Regions from separate parts of the Mus musculus genome. Here region 2 is linked to region 1. The links are chromatin loops, found by intact Hi-C in ENCODE. Cell type or tissue: gastrocnemius. All regions are shown on one strand. Links, peaks and the distances in the headings refer to the core of each region. The heading gives the core; the rest is flanking DNA.

Region 1 (7,584 bases), core at 1,066-6,065:
ATTTTGCACAGGGACTTCAGTCTTGTTGCCTCTCATCTTTCTCCATCTCTCTTGTTCTCCCAGGGATCACTGCCTGCTCTTACTGTGCCTTCCAAGCAGCCTTAAAAACCCACTCCCATGTCCTTTATTAGCTTAAAAAGGTGACCACGTGACAGGTTTGCTTATCTTTTTATCACTGGAACGGGTGTTTAAGTTCTTTGTTTGTTTCTTTCTTCTTCCTTCTTCTTCCTTCTTCCTTCTTCCTTCTTCTCCTCCTTCCTCCTCCTCCTCCTCTTTTTCTTCTTCCTTTTCCCACTCATACCATAGCTTAGGCTGGTCTTGAACTGGTGGGAATCTTCCCATCTCGGCCTCTTGACTATTCTGGCTATAGGACTAAGCCACCACACCCACCAGAGATTCTTCTTGTTCCAAGAGGTACAGGCAGAATAATGGCCCTCTCAAAGGCGCTGGGGAGCTAACCTTGAGACCTGCAAATGTGTCCCTGCTGTGGTTTGGATAACTGAGCCCCGTCACAAGTCCCCAGTGCTTCTCTCTCCTCCCTAGCCACCACTACATAGGAGTGCCACGTGCTCCTATGCATCCCACTGTACACACACAAGCACTGGCTTGCTGCTCTTGACCTTGGCACTCATGTTCTTAGGACCAGGGAATGAAGAAATCCCAGTTAGGAGTATCTATTGCAGGCTGCCATAAACAAGCCTGCCCCTTTATTCCCTCTGCTTGCTGACTGTCCCCTAACTCCCCCCTCCTCTCTTCTTTCCTTCCCACTCCATGCTCACCCTCCCCTGGACCCCCTTGACACTCCCTTGATTCTGCCTGACCTGAAGCTCTAGCAAGAGTCACCTTCTTTAAGGAGCTCTCCTTGATCCCCAGCACCCCCCAGAGGCCTCCCATCTCTGATGTTCTCTCCCCCGTTGTTTCTCTGTGATTACACATCACAGGTAACCCCTGAGTCACACAGAAGAGCACTTGAAACCAGCTCTTACAGAATCCAGTGAGCAGAAGGAGCATCAGCAGACAGAGAGCCAACGTAGTGCCCACAGCATCCATGGAGTGCTTTGCACTGCAGTAACTCAAAACAGGGGGTCTGCCCTAAAGCCCACACAGGCAATCTGATGCTGCAACAAGAACAGTCAGCAGCTATGACCCTTGTAGTTGCAGATGTTTACCTTCCTGGTTCCCAGGTTGGTATCGCCCCCAGGAGGTACTGAATCATTGGAGGATGAATGGGCAGAGTGTGTGGGAGGCAGGCTTTCACATTTCAAAGTCCTCTCTTCACCTTTATCCTCAGTGCCCACTGCTCTGACTTCCTGATAGAGACATGTGTAGTTATCCTCTGCCTCTGGCTCTTACAGTCTTTCTGTCCCGTCTTCAGAGTCTTAGGAGGAGGGCTGTGTGGTATAGATACCCCATTGAAGACTGCCCCAGAGCCATTCCTGCCTGTAGGCTGTCATGCTCCCCACACGACAGCAACAGACTCATATCATTCTAAGCCAATAGTAAACCCTTCTATAAGTTGCCTTTGTTTTATCACAACAAGAGAAAGCCTAACTCACTGGTTCTCAACCTTCTTAATGCCGCGACCCTTTAATACAGTTCCTCATGTTGTGGTGAACCCACCCCCCACCCCACCCCCACACACAATCACATTTCGTTGCTACTTTATAACTGTAAGTTTGTTACTGTTGTGAATTGTAATGTAAATATCTGTGTTTTCCAATGGTCTTAGGCCACCCCTATGAAAGGGTCATTTGACACATACACCACCGCCCCCTTCCCCACAAAGGGGTCACCATCCACAGGTGATACCCCGACTACCACAGAAAGCCTCCTAGGAGATCTAGAAGAGCGGGAGCTCTTGGATCTATTTAGGGCACTAGACAAAGAGACAGGCAGAGACGGTAAACTAACTGACTAGTGTGCTGTGTGCTCAGCAAACCAGCTCAGAGTAAAGGTCGAGAGACCAGGAGATGGCCAAAGTGGTCAGGGGAAGAAGGAGTGGCTAGAGCTGTGTCCTCCCTGATGAATAGCAGAGACCTGGAGCAACCTCTGTCCAGAACATAAGGATCCACTCTCAGCTCAGCAACAGACCAGGGCTTACTGTCCCTACTGTGTGTCAAGCACTACATGAGACTTTGGCATAAACCATCTCAGGAGGTTCATCTCAGGGCACAAAGGGAAGTGGCTGGAGAGGATGAAGGACTTTGGACTTGTTGGGGAGTGGATGGTGGAAGAAACGTTTGCTTAGCTTTCAAGCCTCCAGAGACCCAAACCTCCATTCCAGTGAATCAGGATGACAACGAAGCTGTGTGCCTTGGCTGCCCCTCACACAATGTCTTACACTAGATGATTTGGGCCAAAGTGCCTGAAGAAGTGGCTTCCCACACCTTTACCTTACACAGGCCTGGGACAGGCAGTCTTGACTGCCCAACCTGAGTTCTGTACTAACTGGGGAGGGGACACAGGGCCAGGATCTAGATAACAATCGGATGCCCTGAGCATGCCAGAGCAGACAAAGGACAGACCAAGGCTGTGATGGGAATCCAACTGTGGCCCTCAACCAGGGTGGGTGTGTGTGTGTGTGTGTGTGTGTGTGTGTGTGTGTGTGTGTGTTTTCTAACCCCAGAACTTAAAAATATCTGGAGATATCTTTGCAGAACTTTAGGGGACCAGGACCAGCAGTGCTACTGAAAATCTTCTAAGATTCATTTCGATAAGGCTGAGGATGAGAGTCCCTGGTGTTCAGCAAGAGAGTCCCTGAGAGAGTAAGGAGGGCTAAAATTCCAACCTTTCTCCCAGAGGACACTTGCCTACCCTGATGGTGTGCCCTTTAGTCATTTAGCTGGGGGAGGCATGGTTCTGCACTGAGAAGAAAGCATACCAGATCTCATTCCACAGGCTCCTAGGCTCTGATCTGTTGGGGGGAGGGGGGGAATTTAAAGAAATATTTAGTCTTTAGTAGGTCAAAAGGTCAGACACTGAATGTCATCTCTTTGTAACACACAGGTAGCAGGTGAGAAGGGATAAAGGTCTTCACTGCTACTGTTGCCAATGGCAACAAGGATCAGAAGCCACGGAACACGCCCACCCCCTCCCCCACCCCCTCCCCGACCCAGGTAAATAGGAGCTGAAGCTAGTAATAGAAGCTTACAGAAATACTGGGGAGTCTTTCCGTGCACAGGTATGGAAAGGGCCCAGAATATATTAACTGAAAAAAAAAAAAAACCACAAACTGTAAATTCCAGAAAAGGTCTGTGCTTTCCTTTCCTGGAAGAAGACAGAACCACACGATCCCGCAGAATAGTGTCAGTCCACACGCGCAAAAAGCCTTGGGTCTCTGACCACCACCGTGCATGGGTTCACCTGGAGCGCTTTCTTGTCCAGTGCATATTTAATACCACCAACTTCGCATCATTTCCTGGGAGAGCTGTGGGTAGTTGCTCTGCTCTTCATCCCTAGAGTTAAAACATCAGCTTCCTAGGAACTGGCCAGGCCACGGATGCTGAGCTTTAGACAAAGGCCTGTAAATGGCCTCTTCCTTGATGACGCTAGCAAACCTGAAGGAGACGCGTTTTCAACACTCAAGAGGCGTTTGAAGAACTCCCAGGGGGGTACCGGTGAGAATTCCAGGCGTTTGAAGAACTCTCAAGGGAAGTAAGGAGGGGGTACACAAAAACTAGGACCAAAAGCAACCTTTCCCCTTCCACACCTCCTCTTTCTAGGCTAGGAGGGGTTGGGTGAAAAGAGCAAATGGAAGGTCTGAACTGAAAGTGGCCAACAGCAGGGACAAACCTGGCTCTGCACCATCTTCGCCCCCGCCCCTCCCGCCCCCTGCCCCGCCCCGCCCCGATCCCCGCTCCGCCCTCTCACCCTGGGAGGAGGGATCGCTACAATGGACCCTCCTGCGGGCTTTGTGCACTCTTGGAATCCAGCTGTCGCCGCCCCGCGGAGCCCCGTGTCCCCCGAGGGCGCCCATTTCCGGGCCGTCCATCACCCGGAGTGCATTGGCAGCAACCGTCCGGGCCGAACCCACAGCCGCTCCCGCCTTCTTGGTGTCAGGCGATCCCCAGTCTGTCCCAAAAATGCCTGTGGACTTCAACGGGTACTGGAAGATGCTGAGCAATGAGAATTTCGAGGAGTACCTGCGCGCGCTCGGTAAGCGCGGCCCGCGGTTTGCAACCCCCGGCTCCCCGCAGACCCCAGTACCCCATCCCAGAGCGCGGCCGCCGGCTGCCAACCAGAGGGCCCGAGATGTTAGGGTTAATTGGTGGCAAGTGTCCGATAGCTCTCCCCGGAGGTAGATAGTTCAATCACTAGGGCAGGGCAAGCTTTGCTAGTTTGTTTTTAAAGGTCGGGGGCGGGGGGGGGGGCAACAAAACTTTGTTTTCAAAAGAATAAAAATGGAAAGGCAAGGCACAGACGGCCCTCAGAGGCCACGCAGAGTGAGCTGGAATCCCAACCTTGTTCCACTACCTAGGAACCCCGCTACCTAGGGAATCCTTTCTTATCTGAGTTTTCTTGACAACTCTGCCGCTGCTCTCTCGCACCCCTTGTAGACGTCAACGTGGCCTTACGCAAAATCGCCAACTTGCTGAAGCCAGACAAAGAGATCGTGCAGGATGGCGACCACATGATCATCCGCACGCTGAGCACTTTTCGGAACTATATCATGGACTTCCAAGTTGGGAAGGAGTTTGAGGAAGATCTGACAGGCATAGACGACCGCAAGTGCATGGTGAGGCCCCTCGACTCCTTAGCGTCACCTGCCCTCGGGTTCTGTCCTAGAGCTGGGTTAGCGTCTGGAGGGAGCAAAGATCTGGGAAATGCTGTGAATCTTCTCTCCCAGCCCCAGAGCCCCAGGGTATGCTAAACACACCCTGCAAGTGTGGGGTGGCTGGACAAAACCGATTGTTTGGTCAGATGGGAAGGCTCTAACTCTGCCAGGTGCTCAGACACACATGGCCTCACCAAAGCTCACCCTAACTGAGGAGATAGGAGCTCATTCATTTTACAGATAAAATCAACTTAATGGATTCCGTAGAGTAGTGGGGAGGGGCATGGAATTCTTGAACTCTTTGGTGGAGAGCAGAAAGAGAGGAGAAGGCACAGGGAGTCCTCGACAGTGTTATTTCTCCCAACTGATCTAGTGGGGCAGGGTGATGTAGGTCTCTAACACCTTTGCCCCTGCTGGAAGTCCCCTGGTTTGCTACTGCAAAGCTGGGATTTGACTGAGGCTCCTCCCCTGATACCCACTGAGCCCTGAGCTCCTTTCAGCCTTTCACCAAGTTCCTAACCCTATAGCACAGTAGGCAGCATCCAGGGTCAGAGGAAGAAGCAATGGGGTAGAGGAGGCCCTAACCCCTCCAAGAGTGGGAAACTGGTGACCTGCAGGCCCCAATTAGCAATACCACAGCAGACTCCGGAAGGTCAGTCAGCCTCAGGCCTCTGTCAGCATTCTGGGATTTCTCAGAGGCCAGGATACTCCCAGTGTCTCTTGTATGGTCTTCTGTCCAGAACTAGCTTGTGTTTGCTTCCAGGATCTGCCTTGCTTTGCAGGAAAGGGAAGCTTGCTACCCTTCCCTCACTTGCCAAGGGTATTTATAGTGGCCTACTGTATACCCTGCACTTCCCACCACAGCTCAGGGAAGGGGCAACTGGGAACTCCCTATTCAGCCAGTGACTAGAGGGAAGAAAATTGCAGGAGTAGGTTTTTGAACCTTCTTGTGTTGAAGGCCACACCCCACCCTACACTCAGCCAGGTTCCTCCGTGGACAGACAGCCCTTTCAGAAGCAGTATAGCTAAGTTCTCAAGGGCTGTAGCTGAAGAGGGTTAAGGGTCACCAGGAGGACCACTCACTCTTACCTGCTTTATTCTTTGGGAAACCATCAGACCAGAATCTGAGGCTGCTATTGGAATGCTGGAAAAAGTAACCAGTTGGCAGTGTACTCAGAGAGACTGGGAGGGAGAAAACTACTATTCTAGAACAATGCTATGCTCTAATGCAGCGATTCTCAAACTGTGGGTCGCAACCCCTTTGGGGGACCGCATATCTGATATCCTGCATTTTTCCATTGCCTATCTACATCACGACTTATAACTGTAGCAAACTGCAACAGTTAGTAGTAACATAACTGCAGTTATGAAGTATCAACCAAAATCATTTTATGGTTGGGATCACTACCACATGAGGAACTGTATTAAAGGGTCACAGCATTGGCAAGGTTGAGAACTGATGTTCTAACGTGTCCAGGCACCACATGCTTGCAGTCAGAAAGGACCTTCAGACAGGGACTGCCTTCTCTCTATTGTCCTGAACTGCTTCTGGGCCACAACCTAGAATTCACATCAGACATGTGTTTATTGGGGGTGGGGGTCCCTGCAATTCTGATTATGCTAGCTTGTACTTGATTGATTGTTGTCACTGATCACCTAGTAATACTAGTGAGTATTCACCGAGGGTCTACTGAGTGCCTGGTGATGCCATAGTTTACATTAACTCACCAGCTTTATTCATAGAGCTTCCTCCTGTGTTAACCTTAGGGCAAGGGTTACCTAAAGGGCAGAGGGAAGGGCAGAGAGAGCAGCCTGCCTCCCTTGAATGTGGTCATGACACCAGGGATACACAGAAGAGCAAAGCACAGTCAGTGACTGCGAGACAGACACACAAAGGTCATAACAGCCTGCGCTATGAAGACAAAGGGAGGCGAGCATGGGCAGGCTGGGGGGGGGGGTCCTGGGGTTCTGGAGGAGGTCCCTACTGCACTAGGTGGGAAGGAATGGGGTATGGGGGGTTTGGAGCACAAAGGGAAGGGCAATGACTGCCTTTTCTTAGACCTCTTGGGTAGGTGAACAAGCAAGGAACACTGCTCAAGTAAGCAGGGTAATGCTGGGATGATGTCACTGTTATCTTCGCTGCTTCAAGACCCACTAGCATCGCTCTCTGGGAGGAGGGGTTGCTATCAAATTGTCACAGACCGTACCCCCACAAAGCCAGGTTCAGCTGCCTGTCCTGGATAAACCAATTTTAAAAAGACAAATTGAGGAGTAAAGAAAAGTAAAGGGAAATTCAGTCATGGTGGCCATGCTGGGAAAGGGGACAAAGGGATCCAGTCATCCATCTCCCCAAGTCCATCTTGGGGTCCTGAAGTGATAAGGGCCCGAGATATGCACATCTAAGCAGTCCTGCCCAGGTGTGTTCGTGCCCAGTACTGACCTTCCCCGTCTCTCTTGTAAGAGGCTGTGACAAGTGGCTAATCTCTTCCCGTTTACCTCTGGCTGACCAAGGCTTAGACTTTCTTTTTGCCAGAATGAGATTTCTGAGAGGATTCCAGTCTCTTGGGGGATAAGAGTGTGGGTGTGAGGCCTGGGAAGACTTAGACTAGGGAAGGGGTCCAAGGCAGTCACTGTAGTCTGATCAGGACAAAGAAGCATCCTTGTTGGGCCTGGGAGGTCAGAGAGAGTTCTCATCACAAGTAAGTCTGATCTGGGGCTGGTAGGACAGACAGGAAGTAACTGTAGCCAGCCAAACAGGAAAGGAATGAAAGAAAAGCCACTGGCAAGAAAAGTGTCTGGTTTTTTAAAAA
Region 2 (7,584 bases), core at 1,794-6,793, 120 kb after region 1:
TGAGTCTCTCAGATATGTATAAAATAGAAGACTGGATGGTAGGCATAGTTTTCCCTCAGTTGTTTTTTTTTTTTTTTTTTTTAGATTTTAAGTGTGGAAAGCTCCAAAAGAGAAAAACGTCATACACTTAGATTAAGCAGTTGTTAACACTCTGCCACATCTGCTCAACTATAATTCTTTCTGAGTTATTTGAGAATAAATTTCAGACATCAAAGCATTTTGCTCCTGAATAGTTCAGCACAGATCTTTCAAAAACAAGCATGTCTCTTCCACAAGATGGGAACGGCATGAGCAACTGTTGAACAATTCAGAAAATTAATAAATTATAAAAAAGTAGCAATTTGATCATGATTGAAAATTTAGTTTATGTAGCGCACTATTTGTAAAATAAAAATAGATCATCAAGTCAACAACTCCCTTGAATGTAATATTCAGTCCAAATTTAAACCTCAGAATGATCTTATAGATTTTAGGGAAAAAAACTTAAGACTCTGTCAAAGATTTTGCCACACAATAATTTTGTTTCAATTATTATTCTGTTTGGTTTCTTTGTTTCTGTTTGTTTGTTTGTTTTCCTTATCATACTAGAATTAGAAACTAGTCCCTTGTATATTCCAGGCAAGAACTCAACTGCTGGTCAATAGCTATAATCTCTTTTAATTTATAACATCTCCATCACTTTCTACAAACACATCTTTGTAAGTTTGTGACTGTGTGAGGATTTGTGCACTAGAGTGCAATGCCCTTAGAGGCCAGCAGATGGCTTCAGATCCCCCAGCTGCCTGATGTGAGTCCTGAGACTGGAAATTGAATCCTCTACAAAAACAGTTGGCATTCTTAATGCATTCTTAACTGCTAAACCAACTCTCCAGCTCTCCTTCTGCCACTTTTGTTTGATGTTTTCATTGCATCCCTTTTATAAAAAGTACAGGCCAGTTCTTTTGTCAATTCTCTATTTATCAATATGTTTCATTGTTTCCAAATCTCCCAGCCTTCCAGAGTCTGGGAAGAGATAGGAGGATGTGTGATGTTACATGAATTATGAAGTAAATTAAGATTAGAATGTGTGGGAAGATCTCACAAGACCAAGTTTCTTAGCCTGGCTAGTAATAGCTGCCTACCTCCTGGGACCGTCTCCCTACAACTTTACAAAAGAGACATGACCAAGTATCCTATGTGGTTAGCAGGCATTGCCTATGGGAAACCCCCAAACAGGATTGAAAACACATGAAGAAAAAGAAAGAATCCAACTAGAAGGCAATTGACCTTAACTGGAAGAAGCTGAGAAATAAGAATATTAACTACATCTCATATGATAACCCATAAAATAAAGCATAGATCCACAACTCGTTACTGATAAACATTTTAAAATAATATAAGTAAGTGGAAGGAAAGAATAATGCTTTCTAATAGAAGAATGTCAGTTAGTAAACACAGATGAGATGACAAATATTATTTCAATTACCACTAGACACCATAGATCACACAGATCGCATATAAAATATACCAATAGATATTCAATTAACTGTTCACATTTGGAGAGAAACAGAGTATCAGGGTAGCCTCAGGTATCTCTGCCCAGATAGTTATGATTTGTAAAAGGTAAAGCAGGGAGCTAGGCATGATGGAATACACTTATAATCGCAGCAGAGGCAGGAAGATTTGGAATTCAAACCCAGTCTGGGCTGTATAGTGAGGCCTTCTCTCAAAAACCTAAAATAATTAAAAGGAAGGAAGGAAGGAAAGAAGGGGAAGAAGGAAGAAAGAAAAAGTTGTAGCTTCACAAACCTCCTTAATCAAGCGATCAAATTTAACTAGCACAGTAATGAAAGCCATTCAGGGACACCATTATGGAATTCCCATCCAACCCAGCACCTCCATCAAATAGTAAACAAACATCCAATAAACTTCAGCTTACAGTTATTCAGCAGTGAAATTGACTGATGGTCTTTAAAAGTGCCAAAGCCAAGAAAGGACTGACAGATTGGCTCAGAGAGGGAGCCGCCGAGGAGTCATGGAGGCTGAAGTAGCAGAAGAGCATGCTAAGGAGAACTGTTGAAATTCAGATGAGGGCAGTCGTGTAGTTAAAAGTATTAATAGCATTAACAGTAGCATTGACATTCTGGTCACCATGCTATGGCTGTGATGGGTATTACATTAGCGTTCAGGGAAGCTGTGGGTTTATGAATATCAATTAACATGGATTAATATTAATTAGCAATTTATTAATATTCATTAACTTTTCTGTGTTCAAAAAAAATAAAAAATAAAAACTTAAAAAAAACCACAGCCCTAGATGTAAGTGAAGTTGAAGCTGAAGGCTTGGGGGCAGGGGATACAGCTAGGCCTCACCTGTCTTCAGCACCTCCTCGCTCTAGTCTGCCAAAATGTCTGAATACCATTCAAGACACATCACCTTTTTAGAATTTTCAGTTCTTTTAAATTTTCATAAAAATAAGCATTGCATGTTAGCCATGCTCCCCCAATCCCACCCCTTGCCCCTTTCCCAATATGCATTTCTTCTAACTAAGCTTTTGGGTACATAAAGGTCCAATGAGTCTTGCCTCAGATATTTATGGAGGAGCACTGTCTATATTTGGGCTAGGATGAGGCAGACAAGACCTCTGTCTCCCTGGAGGTCAGAATTAGCCATCCGTGTCTTAATATAATGATAAAGACTAGTTTCTTAGTTAAATCAAGGTACTAAGGAAAAGAAAATTCACAACTCCATTTGAGAAAGGGCAGTCTACAGAGAAGCTTCTAGAAGTCCATAAAGCATGGCTCTGAAGCCAACAGGAGGAGGCACTAGACCAACTAAGAGAGGCAATATGTATGTGGTTGAGCTGAACTGGAAACGCAGCAGACAGCATCCAGAAGGCCCTGTTTGTGCGGCAGGTCCTCCCAAACATGAGAGGTGATGGAGGAACCTGAGGTGTCCAGTTTAAGCAACACTCCTAAGGCTGAGCCAGGGCACGTGGTCCAGCTGGGCCATGGACCTGGACAGTCCGGTGCCAGAGTCTGTGAAGGCACATGTATGCTCTCTGATGCCTCTTCCTGTGAGGACACACGGCCGCAGGAAGACAGGAGGGAGACACAGAGCCTGAGTTAGTCTGGACTTCTGTTCGGAAAAGCAACACGGAGGTGAGCAGGCAATAGACATGAATGACTACTCCGTTTTTTTCTCAGACTTGTCACTTAGGATCAGATTTCTGCCACGCCTTCCTTCTCATGTTACAGACGAGGATGGCCAGAGAAGACAGACTTCTGCAGTTTCAATTAGCAGGCAAGGTTGTAATCTTCTGGTTTATGGAGAGAGCCTTGAGCTCTGATACTATCTGCTCTGGGTCTCATCCTTAGCTGAGCATGCGCTGACTCTCCCTCCTACTTGCCCTCTACCTCGCTCTCCCTCCCTTACCCTCCCTCTCCCTTTCTCCATCTCTGCCTCCCTCTCACACACTAAGTTAATTATTTAATGCTCATAATATATATCTTGAGGATGGCATTTTGCAGCACTGAGCTTTAAACAGTGCGTGTTTAAATACATTTAATCCAATGAATATTTCAAGGCAATTAATCTCCACAGGGTGAAAGAATGATCAGATCTCCCAGCACATCATAATACTTTGGAATCAGCCGAGGGAATGATCTGCCGCCCCGCCGCCCCGCAGTGGGTTCAGGAAGATTCACTTAAAAGACTTTTAGAGCTGACTATCCGGTGTTAACCAGCAAGGACGTTGCTGAAGAGAAGGATTAAGGTGCCGCCTAGTGGTTGGTAGTGTCTATGCAAGGAGAGAAGGTGCTAGCATCTTGATTTTGAAGAGGACTCCTTTACAAATGTGTATATTTATATATACACTCACAAACCGACAGACACAGTCGTGCTTTACGTGAAATTTTGTGTGCTACATATGCTCATCCTTGTATGACCTGCTTGTGTGTGTGTGTGTGTGTGTGTGTGTGTGTGTGTGTGTGTGTGTGAACAAGAGTGGGTGAGAATTTCCATGGGTATGCTGGAGTGCTGCTGCTGAGATCTGGTAACCCTTCTCTGAGACATTATCATGTCTATCGCTGAATTTTTTGTTTGGGGAAATTTCCAAGATATGGTATTTGTTGTAGCCATGCTAGCCAACATTTTGAAGACACATGCACACATCCTGATATACACGCATAAATATTTACACAATCCGGTTTCTATTGATTTTAATGACAACTTGCCACAGATTAGAATCACCTGAGTAAGAAACCTCACTTGGAAGAGCTGGCTTGGTTGCCTTAATTGACATTGGAAGACCCACCCAGATTGTGGACCCAACCAATAAAAACCCAAATAAGAAGGGCGTGGCAGGGAGGATGCTATCTGGACTTTTGCTCTCTTGGCCTTCCCTCTTGATGATTTTGCCCCGTTGCTGTCATTGATTCTTCAGCTGATATCGGAACCAGTATTTCTGGGCTTCCATCCTGGACTAAGGACCAGTGGCTCTCAAAGAATGAGCAACTACCCTCTCCAATAGCAAACCATTGCTGTGAGGCTACCTGACTTCTGAGGCACCCAGTCTAAAGGACCTAGCCTCTACCAGGTTCTCAGCCTCTCAGGTGCAATTCTGTTGTTGCTATTTTAATTTATGTGCACGTAGGTGTGTGAGCACGCATAGACATATTCACGTCATTGACTGTTCTTCTAGAGCAGTAGCTCTCAACCTGTGAGTCCCAACACCCACAGGGGTTGCATATCAGATATCTTGCATATTAGATATTTACATTATGACTCATAAGAGTAGCAAAATTACAGTTATGAAGTAGCAGCACAATAATTTTATGGTTGGGGGCATCACCACAGCGTGAGGAACTGTATTAAAGGGTCCCAGCATCAGAAAAGTTGAGAACCATTGTTCTATAAGAACCCCGACTAAGGGGGAAAAATCCCACCTAACCTTGTCAGTCCTATGAGAGCTTAGTGTTTATTCATTCCATATTTCAGATAAAGAAAACTGAGGCTTGCCTGAGGTCACGTAGCTTGTCAAAATCAGGTCTGCTGGCCCCGGAACCCATCTTGCTAGCCTTCCTATTACACTGCCTTATGTTACATTCAGAGTGAACTTGGCTAGGCTAACAGTGTCAAATCAACTGATGGACATCACCCACCTACTAGACTCTGGTACTGTGCTTGGCACTGTTGGGGAACAAACACACACACTATGATGCCTAGTCCAAGATTGTGAAAGCTTTTCTTTAAAACTGGGCATGCTGGTAATGCATGCTGGTAAACTCAGTCCTCAGAAGGCAGAGGCAGGAGGTTTACTGCAAGTTCAAGGCAAGCCTGGTCTACTTAGTGAGTCCCAAGCCATTCAGGGCTGCATAATAAGACTGTGTCTCAAAAAAACAAAGCAAGCCGGGCAGTGGTGGCACACACCTTTAATCCCAGCACTTGGGAGGCAAAGGCAGGCGGATTTCTGAGTTCGAGTCCAGCCTGGGCTACAGTGTGAGTTCCAGGACGTCCAGGGCTACACAGAGAAACCCTGCCTCACCCCCCCCCCCAAGAAACAAAGCAAACAAACATACAAACAAAAAAGTCCCACTGGTTTCTTAATGATGTTATACAGTGTACTTACTGGCTGGTTTTGTGTGTCAAGTTGACACAAATTAGAATCATCAGAGAGGAAGGAGCCTCAGTTGAGGAACTGCCTCCATGGAGTAAGGTATTTTCTCAATTAGTGATGACAGACCATTGTGAGTAGAGCTATCCCTGGGCTGGTGGTCCTGGTTTCTATAAGAAAGCAGGCTGAGCAAGCCAGGGAAGCAAGCCAGTAAACAGCAGCCTTCCATGGGCTCTGCATCAACTCCTGGCTCCAGGTTCTTGCCCTGTTTGAGTTCCTGTCCTGACTTCCTCTAATGATGGACTATAATCTGGAAGTATAAGCCTAATAAACTCTTTCCTCCCCAACTTACTTTTTGGTCATGGTGTTTCATCACAGAAACCCTAAGACTACATAAACCCTAAGAATACATAAAGACTTCACTTTTTAGATCTTTAAAATAAATACAGATAACTGGGGCTGGTGAGATGGCTCAGGAGTGAAGAGCATTGACTGCTTGTGTAAAGGACTCTCAAGGACTCAGGTTCAATTCCTAGCACCCACATGGCAGTTTACAGCTAGCTGTCTGTAACTCCAGGATCTAACACATAATAGCTCACAACTGTCTCTAAGTCCAGGACCTAACACCTTCACGCCGACATACAGGCAAAACACCGATACACATAAAATAAACATAAATTTTAAAACATGATGTCAAAAAGATACAGATAACTGCAAAACATAGTTAATTTAGCAGAGCAACTTTTGAATATCAAGCATGTGGATCCTGCTCTCTCTGTCCAGCTGTACCGTACTGACAAGAATGAATGGTCCAGGGCTTAGGCATGGCTCCGTGGCTCTCACTGTACCAACAGCTCGGACTTTCTGCCTTCCTATTCCTGGAGATCAGGAAAAGTTTCAGGAGCTGGAATCGATGCAGAAGCTCTGACCAGTCCTAAGACTACCTGGACTACCTAGGACTGTGATGAGGGGCCTTCAGTATTCAGTGACACATATTCACTCTGTGGAAGTGGCAAGGCCATTCATGAAGCACACTGTCTGAGGGCGGGGGGTGGGGGTGCTAACTAAACACATTGAAGGATCCCACAACTTAGAGAAAGTTTATCTCCTGATCCTGGATGTGCAGACCTCTGGTCACAGCTACTTTGGAGGCTGAGGCAGGAGGGTTACGAGTTACAGTGGGATCCTGTTTCACAATAGGAAGTAAGGCTAAGACTAGGGACATAACTCATGGTAGAGTGTTTGCCTAGCTTGTGTGAGGTTCTAGGTTCAATCCCCCACACAGCAAGAAAAACCAACCAACCAATCAACCTGTAACTTTAGTGGAAACACTGGTGGAGTTTGAACAGAGCAACGGACATGATAGTATCATGCAATGTTCATTTCCTAGTTCTTAAATTGCTGTGCTGGTTCAAGATGTTAAAGCTGAAGGATATTTGGAGACTGTATTGTTTTGTTTTTTCTGCTAAGTCTAAAGACAGTTTCCAGGGACCCTTACAGTAGCTTCTCTATCTAACTGTCCTTTCTTCAACACCTGGCAACTAGCTGGGTCACAGTTCATATAAATTTGTCACTTCAGCCATATCAAGTAAGAAGCCCGGCAGTGTGTGACGCTCCAGGATGGTTTTCACTGAGCACGGCTGTCTGGGGGTTTCAGGTTGTCATTGGCATCCATAGGTCATAGATTCTAATTGCTGAGTCGTGTTCTGTGGTGTGGATGCCTCTGTGGAACTGCTCACCTGTGGAATGACAGCTGGGCTATTTCCAGGCTTTTACCACTCTTAGGGACAAAGATGTCATAATCACAAATTATGGGATTTCACGCATAGTTCCATTTTTCTAGGAGAAAGACCCAGAAGCAGGACTGCTTAGTTTTAGAATAGCTTCACGCTCAGGGTTTGGTTTTTTTTGTTGTTGTTTTCTTTTTTAAAAGAAAATGTTAAACTGATTTCCACAATTTGCATCATTACCAGCAGCACATGAATAATTG

The links. Peaks named below come from ENCODE experiments on the same cell type or tissue, not always from the same donor. Only the 100,000 strongest peaks of a DNase experiment are listed, where the experiment ranks them.
Region 2: a loop joins it to region 1, with 4 times the contacts of the local background. A loop is called at or near these places in 28 of 42 quality-filtered maps.

What each region holds. Positions count from the first base shown.
Region 1 is chr9:98,420,897-98,428,480 of GRCm38, forward strand. It overlaps Rbp1 (retinol binding protein 1, cellular), which reads left to right and starts at 2,065. Exons shown (of 4, transcript NM_011254.5): 1 at 2,065-4,155; 2 at 4,557-4,735. The coding sequence starts at 4,083. In gastrocnemius, for the core only: no CTCF peak of the experiment used is centred there; a DNase peak (open chromatin) is centred at 4,022; H3K4me3 peaks cover 2,382 bases; H3K27ac peaks cover 2,668 bases.
Region 2 is chr9:98,535,200-98,542,783 of GRCm38, forward strand. No RefSeq gene overlaps it. Among named protein-coding and RNA genes, the nearest start is that of 4930579K19Rik, 25 kb to the right of the region's middle. In gastrocnemius, for the core only: a CTCF peak has its summit at 3,765 (motif pointing left); a DNase peak (open chromatin) is centred at 3,744; H3K4me3 peaks cover 401 bases.